3 separate regions of the Homo sapiens genome follow, and regions 1 and 3 are each linked to region 2. A link is an interaction called in ENCODE POLR2A ChIA-PET data of the cell type or tissue named here. Cell type or tissue: OCI-LY7. All regions are shown on one strand. Links, peaks and the distances in the headings refer to the core of each region. The heading gives the core; the rest is flanking DNA.

What was found. ChIA-PET counts read pairs that join two places held together with the same protein. Peaks named below come from ENCODE experiments on the same cell type or tissue, not always from the same donor. Only the 100,000 strongest peaks of a DNase experiment are listed, where the experiment ranks them.
Region 1: POLR2A ChIA-PET joins it to region 2 with 11 read pairs; 3 of 35 experiments call an interaction of 5 or more read pairs at or near these places.
Region 3: POLR2A ChIA-PET joins it to region 2 with 18 read pairs; 5 of 35 experiments call an interaction of 5 or more read pairs at or near these places.

Annotation. Positions count from the first base shown.
Region 1 is chr10:63,413,262-63,424,859 of GRCh38, reverse strand. All of the region lies in intron 1 of JMJD1C (jumonji domain containing 1C), which reads left to right. Among named protein-coding and RNA genes, the nearest start is that of JMJD1C-AS2, 12 kb to the left of the region's middle. In OCI-LY7, for the core only: no CTCF peak of the experiment used is centred there; no DNase peak of the experiment used is centred there.
Region 2 is chr10:63,625,069-63,630,289 of GRCh38, reverse strand. It overlaps REEP3 (receptor accessory protein 3), which reads right to left. Exons shown (of 8, transcript NM_001001330.3): 8 at 5,162-5,221. It overlaps LOC105378329 (a long non-coding RNA gene), which reads left to right and starts at 5,177. Exons shown (of 4, transcript XR_001747467.3): 1 at 5,177-5,221. RefSeq lists enhancers at 435-484, 495-674, 1,065-1,274. In OCI-LY7, for the core only: CTCF peaks have their summits at 508 and 708; DNase peaks (open chromatin) are centred at 49, 449, 729 and 1,489; H3K4me3 peaks cover 2,288 bases; H3K27ac peaks cover 1,957 bases.
Region 3 is chr10:63,284,559-63,296,156 of GRCh38, reverse strand. The region is part of intron 2 of JMJD1C (jumonji domain containing 1C); the gene reads left to right. Among named protein-coding and RNA genes, the nearest start is that of MIR1296, 83 kb to the left of the region's middle. In OCI-LY7, for the core only: no CTCF peak of the experiment used is centred there; no DNase peak of the experiment used is centred there.

The DNA of each region.
Region 1 (11,598 bases), core at 4,339-6,838, 210 kb after region 2:
GAATGTGGTCTTATAATACCCCAAATGTATCATCACTTTTATTTCTCTGAGTAAAGAAAATCTGGTGTCGAGAGTTTGCTTTTGCTGATTGAGCAGTTTATACTTTTTTCTCAAGAAATTGTAATACCTTTTATCATGATGTTCAGGTCTGAATGATAGATCCAGATTATTTAAAATAATGGGTTTTGGGCCAAGCATGGTGGCTCACACCTGTAATCCCAGCTACTTGGGAGGCTGAGGTAGGAGGATTGCTTGAGCCCAGGAGGTCGAGGCTGCAGTGAGCCACAGTCGCATCATTGTACTCCAGCACAGGCAACAGAATGAGACCCGGTCTCAAAAAGAAAAAAAAAAAAAAAAAAAAAGAAATAATAATGGTTTTTGTGTAAGTTAAAGATGATGTTGAGCAAGCCACTTTAAAACAACACTGATTTTTCCATATAAACAATAGTTTTATATGAAGAAGTGTCATTTTGTTTTTCATTTCAAAAATACAGGCCATGTGCAGTGGCTCATGCCTGTAATCCCATCACTTTGGGAGGCCATGGCAGGGGTATTGCTTGAGATCAGGAGTTCAAGACCAGCGTGGGCAATATGGCGAGACACTGTCTCTACTTAAAAAAAAAAAAAAAAAGCTGGGTATGGTGATTTGTACCTGTAGTCCCAGCTGCTACTCAGGAGGCTGAGGTGCAGGAGGTTTACACCTTCAGTCACTTCAGTCCATGAGGTTACAGTGAACCACGATAATGCTGACAGTAAGATCTTGTCTCTAAAAATCCATTTTTTAATTAAAAAAATACACACAATCATATGTCTGACAATGGTTTAATATGCAGAATATATAAAGAACTTCTAAAACTTGAACAACAGGAAAACAACCCAATTTTAAAATGGGAAAAGGGCTTGAATAGAAATTGCTACAAAGATATGAAAATGGCCATTAAACATAAGGCAAGATCGTCAGTATCTTTACGCAAATGTAAATCAAAACCACTGTGAGATTCAAACTTACTAATATGACTATAATTTTTTTAAAAAATACAAAACCTGGAAAACATCAAGTGTTGGAGAGGATTGGAGAAATTGGAACCTTCATACATTGATGATGGGAACGTAAAATGGTTTAGCCACTGTTGAAAGCAGCTTGGCAATTCCTCGAAAAGCTAAACATGGAATTACCATATGACTCAGCAATTTCAATTCTACATATTTATCCAAAAGAACTGAAAGACTCAAACAGATACTTGTATGCCAGTACCATTATTCAAAATAGACAAAAGGCAGAAATAACCCAAATGTCCAGCAACAGAGGAATTGATAAATAAAGTGAGGTGGCTATATAATACAGTGGAATATCATTGGTGCCTAAAAAGGAAGTTCTGAGGCATGATACAACATATGGATAATCCTTAAAAACACTATACTATGTGAAGTAAGCCAGACACAAAAGGACAGATATATTATTCCACTTAAATCTAGAATAGGCAAATTCATAGAGACAGTAAATTAGTGATTACCAGGGGATGGGGGGAGATGAGAATGAGGAGTTATTGCTTAATGGATGCAGAGTTCCTATTTGGGATGATGAAAAAGTTTTGGGCCAGGTGCGGTGCCTCACGCCTGTAATCCCAGCAGTTTGGAAGGCTGAGGTGGGCATATCACCAGAGGTCAGGAGTTTAAGAACAGCCTGGCTAACATGGTGAAACCCCGTTTCTATGAAAAATACAAAAATTAGCTGGGTGTGGTGGCACATGCTTGTAATCCCAGCTACTCAGGAGGCTGAGGCTGGAGAATTGCTTGAACCCAGGAGGCAAAGTTTGCAGTGAGCCGATATCGTGCCATTGCACTCCAGCCTGGGTGACAAGAGCGAAAACTCAGTCTCAAAAAAAAAAAGAAAAAAAAAAAGTTTTGGTAACAGTGGCGACAGTTGCATAGGGTGTGAAGTTATTTTAGTGCCCTTAAATTATACATTTAAAAATGGTTAAATTAACTTTATATTATACATCTTATCACAATTTTTGTAAAAAGTACATGTGAATACCTTTTCACTAAACTGCCCTCTCGTTAGTATGGAATGGCAAAGGCTATATCATCCATTTGAATATTTTCTGTGCCCATGATTTAAACTTTCCCAAGTTCCACTATTTATTTTTGTGGTAATCAAATTCAGGAAGCATATTATTGCCCTCATGCTCTCTACGCAAAAAGTAGCATATAGTTTGGAAGTCCAGTACGTTTAATGTTCATTGAGTGGGTCTACAGTAGAGACTCCTGCTTTGAATATATATGATTAGAATTAATGTTCTGAAGAAAAGTGCTTGGGCTGAGTAGAAAATATAAGATATTCCAGATGGAGGAAATCTTGTAAGCAGAAGTGTGAAAAAGGTAAAATAGATCTATTATTTGCCATATTAACATGAGCAAATGGCAAGTGTTCTTTTTTTTATTTTTAAATGAGACATGAGACAGAGTCCTGCTCTGTTGCCCAGGCTGGAGTGCAGTTGGCTCACTGCAACCCCGCCTCCTGGGTTCAAGCGATTCTCCTGCCTCAGCCTCCCAAGTAGCTGGGATTACAGGCGCACACCACCACACATGGCTGATTTTTGTATTTTTAGTAGAACTGGGGTTTCACCATGTTGACCAGGCTGGTCTTGAATTACCAACCTCAGGTGATCCACCCACCTCGATCTTCCAAAGTGCTGGGTTTACAAGTGTGAGCCGCTGCGCCCAGCCCCTTCTTTTAAAATACACATTGTTTTTATAATAAATGGTGTCTCTCTCTTCTATGATCTCAAAAAATGTTTCATTGTATTTTTATCTTTAAATTTAACACCTTGTATTTTTAATCTTTTAAAAAGTGAAACGGGACTGTATTAGTTTGCTAGGGTTGCTATAGCAAAATATCATAGACAGGTAGCTTAAAAACAGAAATTAATTTTCTCACAGTTCTGGAGGCCACAAATTCAAGATCACAGTGTCATCAGGGTTGGTTTCTAGTGTGGGCTCTCTTCCTGGGTTGCAGAAAGCTGCTTTCTTGCCATGTCCTCACATGGCCTTCTCTTGTGTATGACAGGGTAAGAGAAGCAAAGAGGAAGTGAAGCTCTGATATTTCTTCCTCTTAAAAGTACTCCAGTCTTAATCAGATTTCACTTCAGGGTCTCACCCATATGATCTCATTTATTCTTAATTATCTCCTTAAAGGTCCTATCTGCAAATATAGTCAGACACATCAGGGGTTAGGACTTCAATATATTAATTGGGGGGAAGGAGCACAGCAGTTCAAAATAATAACAAAAAGTACACAAAGTACAAATGTACAACTCAACTAATCATTCTGAAGAGCACCTGTGTAACTATCCCCCAGGTCAAGAACTAGAATATTGCCAGCACTCCAGAACCTCCACCAGTTCAACTTCCCAATCATCACAAATCTCTTCTTCTACCTAGAGATAATTGCCAACTTTATGGCAATAATTTTCTTGCTTTGCTCTATATAGTTTTGCCATCTTAAGTTTACATCTTTTTTTTGAGACGGAGTTTCACTCTTCTTGCCCAGGCTGGAGTGCAATGGGGCGATCTCGGCTCACCTCAACCTCCGCCTCCCGGATTCAAGCAATTCTCCTGCCTCAGCCTCCCGCGTAGTTGGGATTACAGGCATGAGCCACCACGCCCGGCTAATTTTGTATTTTTAGTAGAGATGGGGTTTCACCATGTTAGTCAGGCTGGTCTCGAACTCCCGACCTCAGATGATCCACCTGCCTTGGCCTCCCATTGTGTTGGGATTACAAGCGTGAGCCACCACACCTGGCCTGAGTTTGCATCTTATAAGCAATGTCTAAGATCTGCGGCAGTGTGTTTTTCATTTTTTTGTCTTGTTGGGATTTTTTTAGTCTCACCAGAAAGTTATCAGTTTCAATAATATTTTCAAAAATGCATGTTTTGGTTTTTTGGTCTCCATTATACAATGTTTGTTTTGTACTTTGTTGATTTTGTTTGTTTTGTACTTTGTTGTTTTCTGCTCTGCTCTTTATTTTCTTTCCTTTTACTTTCTTAGAGTTTGTCTGTTTTGCAGTTCTCTTTCTAATTTTGTCAGGTGTTCTTAACTAATTCTTTCTTTCCCAGCCTCCTTTTTTTTTTTTTTTTTTTTTGAGACTGGGTCTCGTTTTGTTACCCAGGCTGGGGCAAAGATGGCTCATTGCCTCCTCAGATTCCCGGGCTCAAGTGATCCTCCTGCCTCAGACCCTGCCCCGCGCCCCCCACCCCCCATGTAGCTGGGACTAAAGGCGTGTGCCACCATGCCTGGCTAATTTTTGTATTTTATGTGAAGACGGGGTTTTGCCATGTTGTCCAGGCTGGTCTTGAACTACAAAGTTCAAGCGATCTATGCTACACCTGCCTCTGCCTCCCAAACTGCTGGGATTACAGAATGTGAGCCCCCATGCCCAGCCCTTTTTTAGTCTTTAAATGGGCCTTAAAGACCCATTTGAGCCTTTAGATTTTCCCCTTTATTCTTACACTGTGTTCACAAATTTTCATATGTGGTACTTTTGTTGGCATTTAGTTTTACAGAAATACTTACAAATTTTGTTGTTTATTGATTCTGCTGGTTTTTCTTCATGTCACCTTATTTTCTCATGTACTTGTTTATCTGTGATTGTGTGCTGGGCCCTTCATTTGAAAAATTAGTTGTAGAAATAACTTAATGTCTGGGGTGATTTTTTTTTTTTTGAGACAGCGTCTCCTCTGTTGCCCAGGCTGGAGTGCAGTGGCGTGATCTCGGCTCACTGCAGCTTCTGCCTCCCGGGTTCAAGCAATTCTCCTGCCTCAGCCTCTTGAGTAGCTGGGACTCCAGGCGCGCGCCATCATGCCCGGCTAATTATTGTATTTTTAATAGAGACGGGGTTTCACCATATTGGCCAGGCTGCTCTCAAACTCCTGACCTTGTGATCTGCCCACCTTGGCCTCTCAAAGTGCTGGGATTACAGGTGTGAGCCACCGCGCCTGGCCTTTTTTTTTTTTTTTTTTTTTATTTCATGGAGGATTTGTATTTCTTTCATCCAGGTGCCTGGTGATAGGGATTGTCTGATTAACTATCCTTTTCTTAGTGTGATTTGAGATTTTCTAAGCCACCTTGATTACTCAAAGCTGGACTGCAGACCATAAAGGAACTGACTTAATTCTGGGTTACTTTTGCTCCCAGGATATAGCCTTTCTGAATTCTAACTCAATCAGGGTCTTTACCTTTGTTGGAACCCTAGATTTGGACTTTTTTAGATCTATTCTGTAGAAGCCACCAAGTCTATTTCTTGGCCTTTCAACCCCAGGACAAAAGTAGCTGACAGTGCTTTGCTTATTTCTCTCCCTGGGTTTCTCACCTTTTCAGGTCTTGGCTCAGTAGTTCTTGTCTGTTTTATTAGTACATGGCTTAAAACCCCCAAACTTAAAGTATATCTTATCTATATATATATTTTTTTTCGAGACAGAGTCTTGCTCTGTCGCCCAGGCTGGAGTGCAATGGTGTGATCTTGGCTTACTGCAACCTCCGCCTCCTGGGTTCAAGCCATTCTCCTGCCTCAGACTCTCGAGTAGCTGGAATTACAGGCGCCTGCCACCATGCCCAGCTAATTTTTGTATTTTTTAGTAGAGATGAGGTTTCACCATGTTGGTCAGGCTGGTCTCGAACTCCTGACCTCAGGTGATTGACCCTCCTCGGCCTCCCAAAGTACTAGGATTACAGACAGGAGTCACTGTGTCTGGTCCTTATCTAGATTTTTTTTTTTTTTTTTGAGATGGAGTCTCACTCTGTTGCCCAGGTTGGAGTGCAGTGGTGTGATCTTGGCTCACTGCCACCTCCGTCTCCTGGGTTCAGGCGATTCTCCTGCCTCAGCCTTCTGAGTAGCTGGGGCTACAGGCGCGTGCCACCATGCCTGGCTAATTTTTGTATTTTTGGTACAGACAGAGTTTCACTATATTGGCCAGGCTGGTCTCGAACTCCTGACCTCGTGATCCCCTGCCTCGGCCTCCCAAAATGCTGGGATTACAGGCATGAACCACCATGCCAGGCCCCTTATCTAGATTTTTAATGGTCATGGGAATGTTTGATGCTGTTCTCAAATATACGGGAAGCAGAAACCCCCCCCACATGATATTTTAATTATTTGTTTATATGTCTGTCCTTTCAGTAGGGTGGCCTTTTAAATTTATTTTTAGTATTTCTCTGCTGTAAGCCTTTTATTGTTTGTAACTCAGCACCTGATAATGTCTGATACATAAGTGCATAGAAAATATTAACTGGTTTTGGCATGGCTTTAAGAAAAAATTGTGAAGGTATCCTTTCCTTTGAGCCATAAAGGAAAATTGAGATTAAATCTAATTGTTTTATTTGTTGTACCTTCAGTACCAGACATAATAAATTTGGATGTTAGTGGCAGTGGAAAATCATGGGATAATTTCTGAATAACCACTTAGTGCCTCTTAAATGTGGTTAAAGGGAAGATTAATTTCAAAACTGTATGCAGGATAGATGAGATATTTTGTCAGGATGCATTTTATAAGTATTCTATAGTATGGTAATTTTTAAAGTGTGGTCCCCAGACCAGGTAGCATTGGCATTACTTGGGATTTTGTTTGAAATGCAAATTATCTGATCCTGCCTCAGATCTTCTGAATGAGAAACTATAGTAGTATGGCTAAGCAGTTTGCTTTAAAAGCCCTCAATTAGGTTCTGATGCATACCTAAATTATTGAGCTACTGCTGTAACACAATAAAACAGAATATGATTTTGATTTAGGCCCCTTAAAAGCTAAAGGTTATTTATCTTTCTATGATGAGAATATTTTTGGAAAATATTTAATGCAGTCTCAATGTTGATCTTTCTTTAGAATTAAGTTTTAAGCCTCTATAAAGTCATTAGGTTTATTAGAGCAAAATTATGACCTGAAATAGTTGAGTTCGTTGAAAAATAAAAACTTGTCTATGTTACACAGGAAAATGATACCAGTCTAATTGTTGACAATAACTGGCTTATTCCAGTTGCCTTGCAGTGTTCCTTAAGGGAGTGGATTGTTTAGGACCTAACTTTCTTAATACAAGTTTCATTAGAAGTAAATTCTCTATTTTTTCATTGTTTGGAAGGAAATATTTAACATATACAATATGATGGAACTTCTGTAGAATATAGCATAATCACAGAGACAGTTGTATCCATCCATTTCCTAGTCAGTTTCACCATATTTTTAAATGAGGCACAAGATTACTGTGTTATCAAAATGTTAACATTAAGCTTTTTAACAAGTCTGTGTAGTCACTTGATTTTTCAGATTTTGCCCACTAATTTTATGAGGGCCATTGGGCAAAGTGTTTTAATCCAGAATTTAAAATTGTTCATTTGTAATTGGGCAGGCTTATAAAAAGGGGCATATTTTAAATCTTTATCATCACTTTATAGCCATAATATACATACTAAAAGTTTGGTAGCAATTTGAGTATTTAACTACATAGGGTGGTACTTTGAAGGAAAAAGCATTTTAAGTTGAGCTTTAATTTAATTTCTGCTTTTAAAAACCCAATATAGTAGTACGTCATCTATGTATGTACATTGAGCATGCTTCTTAACATATTTAACTTCCAATTCTTTGATAACCGGTTGCATTCAATTACTTGTTTAAATAATTGGGCAAGTTTCCTGAGTTGTAGGCTGTGAAATATTTTCAAGATGGTTTGGGTAAAAAATTTTTTCAAAGTAGGTGCCGTCAGTGACTTTGATCACAGAGAAATCAGTATGATCCTGTGACAAGTTTAGTTTTAACAATGTAACTTCTTGTGTAAACTCAGTCACCTAGTAATGTGAATTAGTTGCAAAGTGATTCTGTATTCTTAGTGACCCACTGTTAGATGTTTTCAGACTAGTAAATGATAAATATTTATTGTTAAAATCATCCTTAAAATTTTATTTGAACATGCAGCACTTTTTGCAGTGTGAAATTGAAAAATCAATTGTTTAGTTTTTACCAAAGGAAAATTAGAGTTTTGTATACATATTTGATGAATACAGTAAACAGGTTAAAATTTAGCAAATAGAATTTTGTAAGCATTTTTAAAATGTGTGAATTCTGTGATAAGGGGGTGGCTTTGCTACAATTTATTACAAAGCTAAGTTATATTTCATTACTTATGTAAAATAGTGTTCTTTGTTTAGCTTCTTAAAGTGGTAGGAGAATTGTATAATTCCATTGATTGGTTCCATGCAGTGGAAATCTGACCTTTAGCAGATGTTTGAGAAATTGCCAGCACAGCATGATCAGCCAAAAAGACAGTTTTCCCCTTGTTACTTGACAGGCCTTTCATGCTTTAGTAACATGCCAAAGAAATGTTTAAATTATTTTTTTATAATATCACATGCTCTCTAAAATATTAAGAATACATTGAAAAACATGCATAAAATGAGATAGATTTTTCCTGCAATTACGGATTGCAATTCAGCTGACTTTTAAATGTTTATTATTAAAAAAAAAAAACTAAGATAAATGCTGATTGTTTTGTGAATTATGTGTTACTTTGAGATTTAAAATGTCTTCGGCTATGTAGTTAATTGTTATTAGGGTTTGATGTGTGTTATTTTTTCCATGATCATGTTTTCCATGATCATGTATAACAATTTAAACACTGTTATAAGTTTCTCTTATTTTAGTGTTATTTAATCGCAAGTATCGTCTTTGGTTGGCTTTTTTATTTTTTAATAGAGGCTTTTTGATAGGGGTTAAATGCATCACAGAGAAGTTATCCTATCTGGAACTTCTCGCTAAGGGCAGGATACTGCATGAATCCACTTTAAAGCCTCTTCTCTGAAGGACAGTATTTCTTTAGAGAATGAAATGGGTTCAGCTGTGTAGTTGTGGGGGTTCAGCTGTGTAGTTGTGGGAGTTCAGCAAAAACACTGTAAGCTCTGTTTTCTTCAACTTCATGGATTGAGCGTACAGGAAGGGGAAGGAGTTGCCTTAATGTTTAAGAATGAAGTGATGAATTGATAGTATCAGCAGTTGCCAGACTGTATCTTTTTCTGCAGGTGCTTATTTTCTGTAGGGCATTGCAGTTGTTTTTCATTGTGTTAGGTTATGAGACGATTTTAAGGAAAATTTAAGGAACATGATCTTACATAGTTTCATTTTACAGTTTTGTAACTGTTTTGTATGTCTTAGGTTTATATACTGAATTAGTTCTTCCAGAGGATTATGATTGAAAGTTTTGGCTGTGTGTACCTATCACCTTACAAAAATAAAAAGATTTTTTTAAAGGTCATGTTCAGTATCAGTAGTTCTAAGAATATGCTAAATTAAAATTTAAAAATCAAACACCTATAATAAAGTTTTGCTGAATCCACATGAATTGAACTAATGGTTTGTAATACCAGTTATATTACAAGTGAGAACTAGTTTCATATTTTGATATATAAAAGCTTTGAAGGAAGCATAATTGATAACTGTTTATTAATATCACATAATAGTTAATCTTTCATATTGGTACTTTCTGATAAGGTTTTATTAGATGGAGAAGGGTTATATAATTTAGTAAACTGGCAGCTTTTAAATGAATAATGACACTAAAATTTAAAGATTTAATCATAATGAGGTATATCTGATACGTAGTACCTGTGATATTATATATTAATAGTAAAGTCATTTTATATAAGGAAAAATTTTATTCTTAAGTGGGGTTTTCTAAGTAACTATATGTTTACACAAAGTCATACTGTTAACATTTAGTCACTTCCAGAGTCAGTGGAGTTGTATCCTGAAGAGGATTAAATTGCAAAGTTGGCACAGCACATAAAGCAAAAATGCACTTAAATTCAGTTCACTTTTAAGGCCTTGTTGGGAATACCAACCTATTGTTTGTCAGTTCATCCAGGACAGTTTTTTTTTTTTCTCTAGTGTTGGAATAATTTTTTTTTTTTTTTGAGATAGAGTCTTGCTGTATCGCCCAGGCTGGAGTGCAGTGGCCTGATCTCAGCTCACTGCAGCCTCTGCCTCCTGGGTTCAAGTGATTCTCCTGTCTCAGCCACCCGAGTAGCTGGGTCTACAGGCACCTGCCACCACAACCGGTGAGTTTTGTTGTTGTTGTTGTTGTTATTTTTAGCAAAGAAAGATGAAGTTTCACCATGTTGGCCAGGCTGGTCTTGAATTCCTGACCTCAAGTGATTCACCCTCCTCAGCCTCCCAAAGTGTTGGGATTACAGGCATCATCTACTGTGCCCGGAGCAGAATAAATTTTTAATATATATTTTGATAGGCTGATTTTCTTGCATCTCGATTTTTCTTGTATGTCAGTAACTGGAATCACAGTTACCTTTTGAGCACGGTGCTCACATTATGAGAGTTGAGAAAATTACGGGGAACAAACTCTGGCCTTATGGTGATTCTGGTTAGACTTGAGATCTCTAAATTGATATTTTTAAATGAGAATATATAATACACAGACTAAAATATACATTTTAAGGTTAAAAAAAGAGAAACTGTTTACTAAGAATGTTTAGTAGATTCAGTTTTCTTAGTGTTTAATACTAGAAAATACACAGTATTGGCTGGGTGCGTGGCTCATGCCTGTGATCCCAGCACTTTGGGAGGCCGAGGCAGGCAGATCACGAGGTCAGGAGATCGAGACCATCCTGGTTAACACAGTAAAACCCTGTCTGTACTAAAAATACAAAAAATTAGCTGGGCGTGTTGGCGGACACCTGCAGTCCCAGCTACTCGGGAGGCTGAGGCAGGAGAATGGCATGAACCCAGGAGGTGGGGCTTGCAGTGAGCCAAGATCGCACCACTGCACTCCAGCCTGGTCGACAGTGCAAGACTCCGTGTCAAAAAAAAAAAAAAAAAAAGTATTGATAGCATACTTTTAAGAAATCCAAATGTCTTTGTAAAAGTAGGTATTTTTCATTCTTTCAGTATCAGTTACTCTTCACTATGGTTCTTTTTCACATTTAAATAGAATCAAGGAACCTTTTATCTTTGGTTTATCTGGTATTTTTCAGTGTTAGCAATTTTGAAATTCTCTAATTTTTACCACAAACATTTTTGACTCTTTCATTCAGCTTATAATCTGAATTGACAGAAAAATCCAGGGAGAAAAGTTAAAATACTTCCTAAAGTTAAAATATTTGCTTTATTTAGATTTCTAGTATTTCTTATCAAGGAAAAAAATACTTTTTCATTATCTTATCGCTTGATAACCGTTTTTTGTCTCAGCTAAACGGAAGAAAAGTTACCTGGCAGCATAAGATAGCTATGAAGAATCTTTCCCCCACCAGAAAGAAGTTTAGCAAACTATTTTACTGAATAAATCTAAGACTTCCTCCTTCCCAGTAGTTGCCCACAATTTTCCTCCAATATGAGATTATGTCTCTATTTTGTAATTCTGCTCAGAAAACCTGTCTTAAAATCTACACATATTAAACTATAATATGTCATAAATTTTAAGAATGTTATTTAACAGAGGTAAATTTATCATGAATACCATATATTTAAGGTAGCAAAACATAAAGAGAGTAATAACCTCTTTTGATACTCAACAGCAGACCAGGTAAAGTCCAAACAGTTCTGTCT
Region 2 (5,221 bases), core at 9-2,508:
CTCTGCCCGAGGGAGGAGCCGCAGCCGCGGTCGCCCCGCCCCTGGCGTTCTTTGACTCCCCCGGCCTCTTGGACATCTGGGTGCGGGGGTTAGTGCATCAGATGTGGCTCCTGGGCCGCCAGATGTGCGCGTTCCCCGCCCGGGGCAGGCGGCCGGCGAGTCTGGGAGGACGCGTGGGAGGGGCTGGGAGTTTTCCCTCCTAGCAGACTTAAAAGCCAGCAGAACCTCCAGCCCCCTGGGCTCCCGGCCTGGGCCTCCTGGGTCTCCGGGACGCACTGCCCAACGGAAAAGTTTTCAGCCCAGTCTGTGCCTCGCCGCCAAGCAGCCCTTGGGGCTTCTCAAAGTGGTAGAGAAAATAGGACAGCTCTACAGGATGCCCCAAAGAAAACCCTCATTTGTCGACCAGGCGACCTTAGTGCTGGCGTGGGACTACAGCTGCGCAGCCAGCAAACCCCAGTTGGGGGAGGGGGAGAAGTGGCAGTAGAGTTCGCATCTGGGGCTTGCTCTAAAGCGCTCTTTGACTGCTTTTGGATTCCATATTTGAAGTTGAGAGTCGTATTCCACCTGGTACAGGCAGTTCAGGGCAGGAGAAAAGCCAAGTGAACTCTGTGACTCAATCCCCTTGGAATGTGCCTGGAATAATAATAGGGACTTGAAAGGGTTTTATGGCCGAGGTGGCTAGTGGAGAGCAGTCTCCTACGCCTTGCAGTTGGCGGTCGGCCGAGGGGGGCAGTATTGCCTTATGCAGAGCTTCTGCGCCTGCAAACGGGACAAAAATAGTCGGAGCATCTGGTTTAAATCAACCAAAAAGCATTTCTATCAGCTTAATCCACCGGCCTACAGAACTGACAGAACAGGACAAGCCAAATATATTCCCGGTACTCTTTTAACACTCCAATAATAGCTAAGCCCAATCACACTTTACCGCTGGGATTTCTGTGTCCTACCATACAACTGTCGTTATTTTATAGATGTTGCAAATTAAACTTCCTTTTCTGGAGTTGTGTGTGGGCATGTGCTTAAGCAGTTACATTTGCAAGCAACGCTCGACTACGCTGCCCTTTTCGTTTTCCTTTTTCTTTCTCTCTTTTGGTATGAGGTCTTAGAATAGTCAAAAGTATCTAAGGCCAACATATGGGTTGCTTACACCACTAAATATATAGCTGCATTTCCCTCTCTTAACGCCCTAATCAGGATTCCAAAGGCAAGTTGGAACAAAAGAAAAAACGTGTCTGAGTGTAAAGGGAGAATTTGTGCCAAGAATTACAGTCGCAGGGTAAATAACCTTGTTTTCTCCTTCATCAGTGGCCGCTACCAAGTCCCGTTCTTGGAAAGTGGCCAACAGTCTGTCTGGTGGAGGGTGCTGCTAATTAGAGAGAGCCCATAAACCTCTCTGTCAAAGAGGGCATGTGACCTTCTCTTCAAGTCTGAACAATAAAGCCGGCGAACTGCAGACTGCACTCAACACTGGCTGCCCCGCGGATTCCCTAAATAGGAACAGGATGAAGGCCAGGCTCAAGAGGTTACCATAGCTCTGCTCCCACACTTTGAGGAATCGGTCACTCCACTTCCCCATATAACTTGTTTCAATTACTCTCTACAATCTATTTAGAGGAGAGCAGCTTGCAGAGAGCACTCATTGTCTAATCTAAATGAGGAAGCAATTATTACTTGCTGCAGTCTAATGTGCTTTGAGACTGGTGGGTCAAAGAGCAACCTGATTTCTTGTAACGTGTCTTTGCACTTTGGAAGATACACCTTTTTAATGACATTTATTTACTCCTGCTTTTAGGACACATTTTTCTTTCTATTAAGATTACAAAATTAAGGTGTTTTTCCCCTTCTCAGTCTTCAATGTCCTTTTTAATTTTAGAATTTAAGCTATTGTAAACACCCCAAGTACTTTTGCATATTGTTTAATGTTAAATATTATTTTTTTTAGTGCTTTCTTATAGGCATGTTCTCTGATTATAGCAAAATAGAGTTCTCTAAGTCTTCCCTTCTTTGTTTAATTTACCTCCCTGGGAGCCCCCTTGCTAGCTTTAATTTTATACAACATGTTGTAAACTATAAATAATACAGCTCCACTTTCCTAGAACATATGGAAACTGTCGCCTGCTATATATCCTAACTGTACTTGCTTTCAGCTTAAAGACTGAATAAAGTTAATCTCCTGTGTAAAAAGGCATTTAGCCTTTTGTGTGTGTGTGTGTGCATTTTATTAGTTAAAACCCAGTATGGAACAGCACATGAAATTCTTGTTGTGAACAGAGCACATAAAAGGGTTTACAAGGTGTGGTTTGAAGAGAGGAAGCCGTGGAACAAATGTTGGTGGAAAGGAGAGGAAGGAAGGAAAGCACTTCCTGAGAGGATACTCCTCCTGTTTCAGCTGCATCCTCTCTTCAGATTCTTCCTGTTTGTCTTAGTCCATAACTGATAGTAAATTATTTGTCTTCATTTTTTTCTATTCACTTTAAAAGCATCCTTTCTCTCTGTACTAAAGCTACTCTTGAAACCAAATCCATTAACTTCCAATGACTTAACAACTTTACTTCATTTAACATTCTGATAATCTGAAACTTTTGTATTATATAATACATGTATGGAAGGAATCATTTCCATGTTAACTTTCCAAGTATTCTGTGATCTCTAAGACAACCAACTGTGACGTAATTAACAACAGAGTCCGAAGTCACAAACATTGCGGTTGCTTGGGTCGTAGGTTGGTCACTGTTTTTTGTTTTTGTTTTTGAGACAGCATCTCACTGTGTCACCTAGGCTGAAGTGTGGTGGTGCAATCACAGCTCATTGTAGCCTCAATTTCCCGGGCTCAAGCGATCCTCTTGCCTCAGCCCCGCAAATAGCTGGGACTACAGGTGTGCGCCAGCCACCACGTCCAGCTAATTTTTGTATTTTTTATAGAGATGGGGTTTTGCCATGTTGCCCAGGCTGGTCTCCAACTGTGCTCAAGTGATCCGCCCGCCTCACCCTCCCAAAGTGTTGGGATTACAGGCATGAGCCACTGCACCCGGTCACAGGTTGGTCACTAGTGAGTCTCTGCGTATTTGTAAAATCGGGATGATGCCTCTTCGCAAAGTGTGAAAACAAACATATACTACTGTTGGTTATCACAACTGAATGTAAGGGGCATCACAAGCCTTATAAAGTATTAATTCTTCTTCCAAATACATCACGTGCTACAACATCCCCTTTCGTTACAAGATAAATTAATAAAATATTTATAATTTCTACATACTGAATTTATGACTTTATATTTTGAAGTGGAGTTTCTTTTGGAATTTTTTTTTTTTGAGACAAGGTCTCACTTTGTCACCCAGGCTGGAGTGCAGCACAATCTCAGCTCACTGCAGCTTTGACCTCCCAAGGTTTAAGCAATCCTCCCAGCTTAGCCCCCCAATTAGCTGGGAATATGGGCATGCGCCACGACACCCAGCTAATTTTTGTATTTTTTCATAGAGATGGGGTTTTGCCATGTTGCCCAGGCTGGTATTGAACTCCTGGCCTCGAGTGACCCACTCACCTTGGCCTCCCAAAGTGCTAGGATTACAGGCGTGAGCCACCACGCCTAGCTTTTGGAATTTAATTTTAAGGATACTGTGATAGTTAATTTTATGTGTCAAATTTGGCTAGGCCATGGTACCCAGGCATTTGATCAAACAGTAGTCTATGTGGCTGTAAAGGTATTTTCTAGATGTAATTAGTGTTTAAGTCAGTAGACTTTGAGTAAAACAGATTACTCTCCATAATGTGGATGAGCCTCATCCAACGGTGAAGGGAGAATTCTACCAGCAGAATTACCTTTGTACTTGAAACATCAGCTCTTCCTTGGGTCTCTGGTGTATTGGCCCACCCTGTAGATTTTGAACTTGCCAGTGTCCACAATCACCAGTCAATCCCTTGAAATAAATCTTTCTCTACATATCTTATTTGTTCTTTTTCTTTGGAGAACCTTGACTAATTCAGGTACTTACTATTGACTCTTAGCACTACCATATCTATTGTAGCCCTCAAATTGAGAGTGACTTAAATTATGCTTAGCATTGCCATGGGGGAAATGCCCACATATACCCCATGTTTCCCAGTAGTTTAACATCCTGTCAAAACACATTAGAATTCAGCCAGATATTCTAACCTGGCTTCATTAACTCTCCTCACGCATCTTTTCCAAATCTCAGCATTAAACAGTGATTGGAAGAGAAAAACACAAGACTGATGTGCAAAAGCATCTGATCCTGTTCTCTCCCTTCACAACTTTCTTTTTATGAGTATTCCCCAAGGCACCGGTTGAAAATATAAGAAACTGTGGCAGTCCTAAGGGACTCAAGGTTAAAAGTCACCTTGAAAAATTTGCAAGGCTACTGAAAATGTAGTAAGGTTTCAAGAGTGAGATGGTCAGATTCAGGATGTATTCTGGAGATAAGACAGCCAAAACAATTTACCAATGTATTGGATGTAAGAGGTAGGGGAAGGGAACCAATAATTAAAAAACAAAAACTGCTCTGAGAGAACCACATGAATTATTCAATAGCCAAGAATAAATTCTAGAATAAATAATACTCAAATAATCCAAACATTGATTTGGTTGGTAATGGTGAATTCATTTTATTAAGAGCAAGAATTGTTTCCCTTAAATTAATTCTATGCTACTTTACTTGGATATAAGCATTGTGCAGAAACCTAACAGTGCTCTCATAAGAAGCAGGTAATCAGTGGATATTTTTGAATTAAAAAAAAAATAGATGCTGATTTGATTTGCACATAATGCCAAAATAACACGCTTGCCTTTTTCTCTCTTAATCTGGGATTGTAAGGTAAACAGTACGCATGGTGACTTTCCTGCTTTTGTTGAGCATGGTCCTTTAGTTATTTACACTTATAGACAATTATCAATCCTGTGCTTTAAAATTTCAATTCAAAGCATTGTCTTATAAAAAGCAGTTTAAAAAACGTTACCAAGGACAGACCATAAGGAGAGTGTTTTAAGACTAAAATACTGATGAGTAGGTAAAGGGGTAGAATGTTTTCCCAGGGAACAATTCATCAGCCTCTGACATGATGTTTGTTTTGTAAATCTCTTTTTTCAGAACAGTGAACGATTTAAAGGGAGACTAAAACACTGAAAAAAAATGCCGTTCATATATTGTGTTCTTTTGAATTTTTATTTATATTTCTAACCTCTTTAGATCATTACAAGTATATA
Region 3 (11,598 bases), core at 3,648-6,147, 340 kb after region 2:
CATGCCTGTAATCCCAGCTTGGGAGGCTGAGGCAGGAGAATCATTTGAACCTGGGAGGCGGAGGTTGCAGTGAGCCAAGATTGTGCCATTGCACTCCAGCCTGGGCAACAAGAGTGAAACTCCATCTAAGAAAAAAAAAAAAATATATATATACACACACACACACACACACACACACACACACACACACACACACATATACGTGTATATATATATATGTATACACATGTACATGTATATACATACACGTATTCATGTATATATATATACATATATATAGTGTGGTTAAGCAGAAACACACATGAAACATGTTTGTGGATAAATACAGTTAACAAAAATGTGACAAGGGGCTCATTGGAGCCTACCTTGTATTTTCCTTAAGAACAGTAGCTCAGTATTTACTAATTCATTGTTTAAAGGGGCTTTACAGAGCGTAACTACCATGCATAACAAGAATCAATTGTACCTACCAGATTTTTCTTGACTAAACTGTTGAAAAAATTTTGTCTCTAACAATTTGGAAATAAATTGTACCTTTTTCTGTTTGAAATGAAACTTGCTCATAAAACAATTCAAAATCTAGTTAATGCTTCTTGAGAGAGACCCCTTTCTTGATCAGCAGGTTCTCTGGTGAGCCTATATAGAATCATAGCAAGAAAGCAGCCAATGAAGACAGAACTCATAGGCTTGAAACACTAATTGTAATTTCTTAACATTTTCAGTTAATACTTATGGTTGCCCTCAGAATTCTAAATGCAGGCTAGGCATGGTGGCTCACACCTGTGACTTTGGGTGGCCGAGCACTTTAGGAGGCTGAGGCAGGAGTATCACTTCAGGCCAGGAGTTCAGAACCAACCTGAGTGAGACCCTGTCTCTACCAAAAAAAAAAAAAAAATTAGTTGGGCACAGTGGCACATGTCTGTGTTCTGAGATACTCAGGGAGGCTAAGGCAGGAGGATCACTTGATCTGAGGAGTTCACACCTGCAGTGAGACTGAGCCATGATCAAGCCACTGTACTCCAGCCCCAACGACACGGAGAGATCCTCACTCAAAACAAAAAATCTAAATGCTATTCCTTTTTTTTTTAACTACTTCAGAAAGAATCTTTATCTTCTAATTGCTGTTTTTTAAATTTGATGACCTAAGATGGTTGTGGCTCTTCTTACATAATTTCCTCATAAAAAACTGTAGACTGGCTGCAACAATTTAGTTCTACATTTTCAATAATGCCTTTTAAAATTAACTTCCTAGGAGCTGGTGGAAAGTGTTTTCCTTAATGACCCTCAATTTTAGAACTTCTTTAAAAATATTTAATGATAGCCTTTGTTTTTAGATACTATGGAAAATACAAAAACAAAATTGAAGAAATCTTTGTCTTCCTAGAACTCCAAAGTTTTGTGGAGACAGATACATGCATAAATAACAAGTTAAAACTATTTTTACTGTGTGGTAGTAGAAGTCCAAACAGATAGCAGTGGGTATATAAAGCAGGAAAGGATTAATTTTGAGTGATGAGATACAGAAATTAATTCATAGACAAGGCTATGTTTGAACTAGGCCTTGGAAAGATTGACCAGGGTGCAGTGGCTCAGGCCTGTAATCCCAGCACTTTGGGAGGCCAAGGCGGGCGGATCACGAGGTCAAGAGATGGAGACCATCCTGGCCAGCATGGTGAAACCCCGTGTCTACCAAAAATACAAAAATTAGCTGGGTGTGGCGGCACACACCTGTAGTCCCAGCTACTCAGGAGGCCGAGGCAGGAGAATTTGCTTGAACCCTGGAGGCGGAGGTTACAGTGAGCCGAGATGATACCACTGCACTTCAGCTTGGCAACAGAGTGAGACTCTGTCTCAAAAAATTAAAAAAAAAAAAAAGATTGAACTGAACAGATAAAGGGAAACATCTTGAGCTAAATTAGACGAGAATAAATGTAAAAGAACAGAGGACGTTTAAGGATGTGAGATACGCATAATTACGAAAATGACCATAGTGAACTATGAATCTGGAAAGCAGAAAGGGTTGAATTGCTGAAGAGTTCATCTGCAAGGTGAAGATGATTAGGATATCTTGCAAAATGTAGTAATAAAGTGCTTTGAATAGGGAATGATTTAGTTAAATTTGTCTTTTAGGATCAGTTGGAAGAGTTAGATTAAATGCAAGAAGGGCAATTAAATTAAAAAGAACTGAATTAGTACATGGGAAAGGTCAGAAAAAGGACCTAGATGTGACAGTTTACTGCATATAGATAATACTTAGAGCCATAAGTTGATCAGTTGGAGTTCAAAGTGATTGGCTTAATCTTGAGCCACATCCACATTTAAGGGTTGTGAAGAAGTGGAGCCATCTGGGAAGATTGAAAAAAAAAATTAGAGAAATAGGGAAAGCATCAGAATATGGTATTTTCAAAGTCAAAGGAGAAATAAGCCTCTTATAGGTTATCATTAATACGAATGCCTCTGTGTTGAGGAGGGTGGAGGACTGAATTTATCAATAATTGGGCCATTACTTTGAGAGAGGAGTTTCAAAGGAATGCAGAATTAGACAGCTAGATCACATGTGATTATAAAAGTAGGATGACCTGAAGATTTTATCTTCAGGCCCTATTTTATGACAATGAGTGTGTTGATTGTGTATTTTTGATAAAGAAGGAAAAACAAATATTACATATTTATATTTTATTTGATGGACCTGAGAGAATGGTAGCAGTGAATGTAAGTGGTAAGTAAAAGAAGTAGGAGAGGTCTGATCATCAGAATATGGCTAGGAAGGTAGTGATATATTCTTGGAATAAAAGCTCTGTGAGAGCAGAAAGATTTGTTTGGTTCTACACACTACTTATCTCTAGGTATTTGTTGGTTTATTTGCTGGCAAGAAGGATGAATATAAAATGGAGTGACCATGGTTTATTTCAGTTAAGGTTTGGTGGCATTGAGACCACCAAACCAAGAAAAGGTCGAGGAAGTCATTTATTCTTTGAGACTGATGCTAGAATAACAACAGTAGAAGTGATTATTTCTGATAATGGGGATTAGAATGTGTAATCTTCCTGGGGAAAATACTTGGCTAGGTTGGTTGTAGGCAATGGTTTGTTTGTTTTGTTTGTTTGTTTATTTTGAGAGGAAGTCTCACTCTCGCCTAGGCTGGAGTGCAGTGGCATGATCTCGGCTCACTGCAACCTCTGCCTCCTGAGTTCAAGTGATTTTCCTGCCTCAGCTTCTCAAGTAGCTGGGATTACAGGCAAGCACCACCACGCCCAGCTAAGTTTTGTATTTTTTGTAGAGAGGGGTTTCACCATGTTGGCCAGGCTGGTCTCTAACTCCTGACCTCAGGCGATCCGCCCACTTCAGCCTCCCAAAGTGCTGGGATTACAGGCGTGAGCCACCACACCCAGCCGGAAGTGGTTTTAAGGAAGACATTAAGAATGGTAGGTGACTTTATATCATCCTGTTAATAAAGAGGGACTATGGACGAAGTGGATTTGGCTTTAGAATGTTTGTAAACATTAGTATGATGTGATGATTGTCCTGTTTTATTTTTATTTTTTTGAGACAGAGTCTTGCTCTGTCATCCAGGGTGGAGTGCAGTGGCGTGATCTCGGCTCGTTGCAACCTCTGCTTCCCGGGTTCAAGCAATTCTCCCACCCCAGCCTCCTGAATAGCTAGGACTATAGGCATGCAACACCATGTGTAGCTAATTTTTGTATTTTTACTAGAGACGGGGTTTCGCCATGTTGGCCACGCTGGTCTTGAACTCCTGGCCTCAAGCAGTTGCCCACCTTGGCCCCCCAAAGTGTTGGGATTTCAGGCATGAGCCACTGCACCCAGCCATTTTAGTAAAATTCTTTAAAACAAGCCTGTGGGAGTGAAATTAAAATGCAGAATAGAAATATAAATTTAGGGCCCAGCATAGTGGCTCACATCTGTAATCCCAGCACTATGGGAAGCTGAGGTGGGAGAATCACTTGAGACCAGGAGTTCAAGACCAGCCTAGGCAAAAAAAAAAAAAAAAAAATCTGTCTCTACAGAAACTAAAAAAAATTAGTCAGATATGGTGGCGTGTGCCTATAGTTCCCAGCTATTCAGGAGGCTAAGGTGGGAGGATTGCTTGAGTCCAAGAGGCTGATAATGTAGTGAGCTGTGATCGTGCCATGACACTCCAGCCTAGGCAACAGAGTGGGACCCTGTCTCAAATACACACACACATACAACACACACAGACATGCACACACACATTTCTCATGTCTATACATAGTTTATTTTCCATTTCCAGTCAACCTCCCCCACCCAAAGAAATGAAGAGACAGATTAAAATAAAAGATTAGTTGTAAACCCAGCTTTATTATAGAGACTAGGATAGCAAAAGCATTGCAAAATTGTAATTCCAGCTGGGCACAGTGGCATATGCTTGTAGTCCCAGCTACTCTGGAGGCTGAGGCAAGAGTTTGAGGCCATAGTGCACTGTGATCATGCCTGTGAATAGTCACTGCACTCTAGCCTGGGCAACTTAGCAAAGCCGTTTCTTTCCGGTTTTTTTTTTTTTTTAGATGGAGTTTCACTCTTTTTGCCCAGGCTGTAGTGCAGTGGCATGATCTCGGCTCACTGCAACCTCTGCCTCGCGGGTTCAAGCGATTCTCCTGCGTCAGCCTCCCAAGTAGCTGGGATTACAGTCGCCTGCCACCACACCTGGCTAATTTTTTGTATTTTTAGTAGAGACGGGGTTTTACATGTTGGCCAGGATGGTCTTGATCTCGTGACCTTGTGATCCGCCCACCTTGGCCTCCCAAAGTGTTGGGATTACAAGCGTGAGCCACCTCGCCCAGCCCTTTTTTTTTTTTTTTTTTTTTTTCTGAGACAGACTTTCACTCTTTTTTCCCAGGCTGGAGTGCAATGGCGCTATCTCAGCTCACTGCAACCTCTGCCTCCCGGGTTCAAGCGATTCTCCTGCCTCAGCCTCCCAAGTAGCTGGGATTATAGGCATGTGCCACCATGCCTAGCTAATTTTTTTTGTATTGTTAGTAGAGAGAGAGTTTCACCGTGTTAGCCAGGCTGGTCTTGAACTCCTAACCTCGTGATCCGCCCACCTCGGCCTCTCAAAGTGCTGGGATTAGAAATGTGAGCCACTGCGCCCAGCCCAAGCCCTGTTTCTTAAAAAGAAACAAAGTAGTTGTAATTGCAATCAGATTTTTCTTACTAAATATCTATGAGTGTTTGGACATGTTTTGAAACAACTAATATACTTAATATTTTTTCTCAATATTTGCTATCTTAAAAAAATAAAGATTTCATACTGATTTTTTTTAGCTTGTCGTTACTTTCTTCATGAAGAAATTTAAATTTCTACAGCCAGTCCTCTTCATTATTGTGACATGAATTCCAATCCTGAATATCATGAACTTATAGTAATAGCAAAATTGCAAGCATTTTGCTACAGTGTGTATTTTAATCTCTTTCCATAAATAAGTACCTCAGAGTAATCATAGACATTAGACATAAAAAAGTCCTATTGGATTATTTTGTTTGTGTCTTGCCAGTGTAGCTTTTCCCTATATTATCGCTTCAGAAGCTTTTTACCATCTACTTTTATTTATTTATTTTTGAGACAGAGTCTTGCTCTGTCGCCCAGGCTGGAGTGCAGTGGTGCGATCTTGGCTCACTGCAACCTCCGCCTCCTGGGTTCAAGCGATTCTCGTGCCTCAGCCTCCTGAGTAGCTGGGTTTACAGGCATCCGCCACCACGCCTGACTAATTTTTAATAGGGACGGGGTTTCACCATGCTGGCCAGGCTGGATTCGAACTCCTGATCTCAGGTGATCCTCCCGCCTTACCCTCCCAAAGTGCTGGAATTATAGGTGTGAGCCACCGCGCCTGGCCACCATTTACTTTTAAATGTTTTTCAGTGTTTTCAGAAGTTTCGGAAATATACAGAGTTCCCTAGAAGTCTAATATATGCCTTTTAGACCTTTCTTTAAGATTCTTTTCTCAGTTATAAAAGTTTAGACCTTCCTTTAAGGTTTGTTTTTTTCAGTTATAAAAGTTTGGGTTATTTTGACCCAAACTTCTTTTGGTGCTTTCCAAAACAGTCATGTAATTTATATATTTTCAAAGAATTGTCCTGTTTATTATTGCTTATTTGATGTAGGCTGTATTGTAATATTTGATTTTGTTCACCTTTCATTAATCTTTCCTTTAAATTTTTTTAACTTCTGTGATTTTCATACTCTTTTATTATATATTTAAATTTTATAAGTAACATGGGTACAGTCATCTTGGAATTTTTGCCTGTAATCAGGTTTTTGAATAATGAATGACCTTTCTAAAATGCCATAATTTAGAAGTATTTGTGGCATCTGTGATCTAATATTTATGTAAAATCTTGTTATAGTATATACTACTGCACTGAAAACTGTGTTTTAAAAAAATTATGAGATTCAACCAGTAATCCAGAAACTTTAAGTAATATGGATTACAATACTGTTTATTTTAGCATTAAGGTATTTGTAAATTTTCTTGGCGCTTTATTTAACAGGATTTAACTTGTAAATACATAAATTTAAACTACATGCAAACAATCAAGTAGAGCTTGTCACTATTCATGAAAAGCAAGTCACTGCTCTTGAAACTTTAATTTATAAGCTAAATCACTGCTGCCACTGCTAGAAAAAACAAATACTCCCAAAGGTGTTTAAGTTATTTTTTGCTGTTTTAGTTGATATTTCCATCCACAAATTTACATTTTTTTATTTCATTCATTTCAGATCACAAGTAGTTTTTATCATGTGCCTAGCAAAATGAATCATTAGAAAGTAACTTACCAGTCCTCTAAGAGAAAAAATGTTTATGTTTCTCTTATTAAATTTGTATACACATAAACCAAATGAAAGTCTTGTTACATGACTATGAAAAGAATGAACTGAGTAGAAGTACAATGATTTAAATTTCACTAGTTCTGGATTTTTTATAGCTGAGGTGATCTTTACTAGTGTTGTGTAGAAAACTACCCTAATTTAATGGTATTATCCATGTGTACTAACTGGCAAAGTCTCCCAGAGGCCAGGCAACGAAAAGACCCATAACCCATATTAAAATACTGGGATTCTAGAATTATTAAATCAATTTATTGCAAGAACTAAGGATATTAAAAGAATGAGAAAGCAAACGTAAAGAAAGTCTTTGTAAAAGACATGTCGGATTAAGAAAAAAGACTTAAATAAAATATACAGATTATTATCATTATTATTATTATTATTATTATTATTATTATTATTATTGTATTATTATTATGAGACAGTGTCACTTTGTCGCCCAGGCTGGAATGCAGTGGTGCGATCTTGGCTCACTGCAACCTCTGCCTCCCGGGTTCAAGCAATTCTTATGCCTCAGCCTCCCAAGTAGCTGGGATTACAGGCATGTGCCACCATGTCCAGTTAATTTTTTATTTTTAGTAGAGATGGGGTTTTGCCATGTTGGCCAGGCTGGTCTCAAACACCTTGGCCTCCCAAAGTGCTGGGATTACGGGTGTGAGCCACTGTATTCAGCCCTTGAAATATACCAATTCTTAAAACTCAACAATAAGAGCATGAACAACCTGACGTAAAAATGGGCAAAAGACATGAACAGATTAGACCATAAGATACAGCAGTCATTCCTTGGTGTTTACCCAAATGAGTTGAAAACACATCTACCCCAAAACCTAAACATGGATTTTTTTATAGGAGCTTTATTCATAATTGCTAAAACTTGGAAGCATCAAAGATGTCCTTCAGTATGTGAATATGTAAATAAGCTGTGGTACATTCAGACATTGAAATATTACCCACTGCTAAAAAGAAATGTGCTATTAAGCTATGAAAAGACATGGAGAAAAATGCATTTTACTAAGTGAGAGAAGCCAATCTGAAAAGGCTACATAGTATATGATTCCAAGTACAGTTGACTCTTGAACAATACAGGTTTGAACTGCATAGATCTACTTATACAGGGATTTTTTTTCAGTACATACAGTTGGCCCTCTGTGTCTGTGGGTTCTGCCTCTGCAATGAAACATGGATAGAAAATTCAGTATTAGCCTGGGCAACAAAATGAGAACCTGTCTCTACAAAAAATTTAAAAATTTAGCTGGGCGCAGTGGCTCACACCTGTAATCGCAGCTCTTTGGGAGGCTGAGGCTGGTGGATCACGAGGTCAGGAGATTGAGGCCAGCCTGGTCAACATGGCAAAACTCCGTCTCTACTGAAAACACAAAAATTAGCCAGGTGTGGTACAGGTGTCTGTAATCCCAGCTACTTGAGAGGCCGAGGCAGGAGAATCACTTGAACCCAGAAGTGGAGGTTGCAAGGAGCCAAGACCGTACCATTGCACTCCAGCTTGCGCAACAGAGCGAGACTCTGTCTCAAAAAAAAAAGAAAAAGAAAATCTAATCTTTTAAGGGGAAAAGAACACATATTTATAAATATTTGCAAATAATTACAGGGTATTCTAAGACTCCTTAAATGCTTTCTAAGAAAACTCAGGATGAGATCCTCTGCTCTAGAATAAGATATATGAAATTTTTCGTGTATATTAAAGTATAATGAAGGTTTTAGACTAAACATTTCTATTTCTTTTAGCCATTCATAACATAACGATTCTAGATAGACCTTCACTATCCGTATCACTTGGCTTTATTTTCTTATGTTTCTAATGTCTTTGTTTTGTTTGTTTGTTTTCTAATGTTTCTAATGTCTTTCTGAATGGTATGTCTTTAATTTTCATTTCAAATGATATCAATGTATTGAGACTGGTACTTCACATACGTGGAACGACAGCTTTAACCTTCATACCACAGAACAGTGTTGTCTCCTACTGAGTTTCTGTTTAGCTTCATCTTTGCATCACCCAAAATCTCTGAGACAGTGCTTAATACACTTTAAATGTTCCAATGAATATTTGTTGAATGAATAAAACTTCCTAATCCTTTTTTGCATCAAAAGCTGCCAAGCTGGTTTTACCACATATTATACTAATATGTACCTGTGGGCGTGGGGTTTGTATGTATTGCAACATACTTAGCCTCTTAAGTAGATGGAACCACAGGTGTGCGCCACCATGCCCAGCTAATTTTTGTAATTTTTGTAGAGACAAGATCTCCCTATGTTGCCAGGGCTGATAAATTTTTTGTTGAATGATTAACTTTACTTCTGGTTTCTCGTGTCTTCTTTTGAGGCACTTTTTCTTTGTTCCTCTTAGTATGCATAGAAAGTTGAGATCAACAATGATTGAATCTTCATCTTTTTTAAGCATCAAGAAGAAACTACTTTTGAGGTTATTCTGTTTACTATTTTTACTTACGTTCTGTTTCTGTGTATTCTGGGGAGGCAGCATTACCACTTTCCCAGGGTGCTGATTTAGCTGCTTGATATTTTTAGGAAGCCAGAATACCTTTAAATAAATATCTTCTGCAAAATACCAAAGAGCTTATTCTCTTACTAGCCCTAGATTTTTCGTATTTGAAAACCTGGTGTGTATAATTGGGTAAAGTTTAAAGGGCCTCTATGTGGTTCAAAGAGCTACATACTGAGGATGGGCAGCTTTCCAATGTAAGCTCTTGGTAAATTATTTAAAGGTCCTGTGGTTCCTGAGAAAGTAGGATGTTGAGTGAGCAAAGTGACCAGGAAACTGATCTGTTAAGAAAAGGTCTAAGTTCTGGACTGAGGTGCTCTGCTCTGAGATATATTCACTCTAGGCCAGGTGTTCTTAACCGTGTTCACGGTCGCAATGGCTGAAGCAACGGTTCCTAAAGGTGATTGAACCTCAGAACTAACCCAGAGAGCTTTTTAAACCTAAGGATTCCTGGGACCCACCCTCAGTGTAAGTTACAGAGTAAGGCTTAGATATGTGTATTCTTAGAATGTTCTCCAGGTGATCTTGAAAATTCTGAAATTGTGGAGCAAAATAGTGTGTGTCTCATGTTTCTTTTGGAGCTACAGCTTTCGTCAGATTCTTAAAAGGGTCTTTGATTCGAAAATCAAAATGTTAAGAACAGTTGCTAGAAGCCACTAATTCTCAAACTTGATAGTGTATCAGAATGACCTAAGAATTTGTTAAAGCACAGATTGCTGGACCCCACTTCTAGAATTTCTGATTTCAGTAAATCTGGTTTGGAGCACAGGAATATGCATTGTTAATTACAACAGGTCCTTGAATGATGTCATTTTGTTATTTCATTGATGATAAAAAGTATAGATTCCTAGCTGGGGCTGCTCTCAAGCAAATGGGCTTGCTGTCCAGTGTGCACAGAAAACCAATAACTATGGCATTGGCTTTTTAGAAAAGAAAGGTTTTTTTGTTTTGTTTGTTCGTTTGTTTGTTTCTGAGACAGGGTCCCACAGTGTTGCCCAGTCTCGAGTGCAGTGGTGTGATCATAGCTCACTGCAGCCTCAAACTCCTGGGCTCAGGTGATTCTCCCAACTCAGCCTCCTGAGTAGCTGGGACTAGAGGCACACACCACCACACCCAGCTAATTTTTATATTTTTTGTAGAAATGGGATCTCCCCAGGTTGCCCAGGCTGGTCTTGAACTTCTGGGCTCAAGTGATTGCTTCCCAAAGTGCTGGGATTGGAGGCTTCAGCCACTCTGCCCGGGCAGTAAAGAAAGGCTTATGGCAAAACTGGCTAGGAAGGAGACAAGAGTCAGACTCAAATCTTTCTGATTTGGGATCTGCGGCAAGTTTATGGACTCAGAGGGCAAGGGAAGGGATTTAGAAATGTTGGCTTAGCAGGGTCTGATTGGAGGGCTTCAAATTTTGCCATTTACGGTAAGTTATGTTGAGGCCAATTTTAGCCCTGTATCTTTTCCGGCCAATGGACCCCTCACTTCCAAAAGAGGTTCTGACATTCAGGTTCTGCTCCTGTCCCAGTCTGGGTTCTGAGGAGAGGAATTATTGGTTCCAGGTGTTGTTAAGTCATTAATGCTTTTTCTGTCGTGCGTGCTACATGACTTGCAGTTTGGGGCTCCATTATACCTATGAGATAACTCGACATTTTGTTATCAATGGTGTAGGCCCAGTTTGGTCACAAACTGGTTGTGACAGTGGTGCTTGTAGGGTCACTGTCCGTGAGGAGTTTGCACTTTATTTCCATGTCTGCGTGGGTTTGCTCAGGATATCCTGGTTTCCTCCCAAATCCCAAAGATGTGCAAGCTAATTTAATTTGCTTGTGTAAATTGTGTGTGTATGTGTGGCGTGTATGTGTGAGAGACAGCGAGTAGAGAGAATGTGTGTGTGTGTGTGTGTGTGTGTGTGTGTGTGTGTGTGTGTGTGTGTGAATCTTCCCTGCCAGGGAATGGCATCTTGTGCACGATTGGTTCTGGCCTTGAATGGTGAGCTTCTAGGATAAGCTCTGGCCACTCACAACTCTGAACTGTAATAATTGGGTAAATAATTAGCTTGTTTTTATTAATCTTTCTTAAATGTATGTATAGCTTACATTTATTTCAATGTTAAATATTGAATGTGCTTTGAGTCCTTATTTCGAAGTTTAATGATGTTTTTGTCACCAGAAACATGCCATAGGAACTTAACTCTTGTTTATATCAGACTGTGGTTTTGGTTTCATTATAAGTT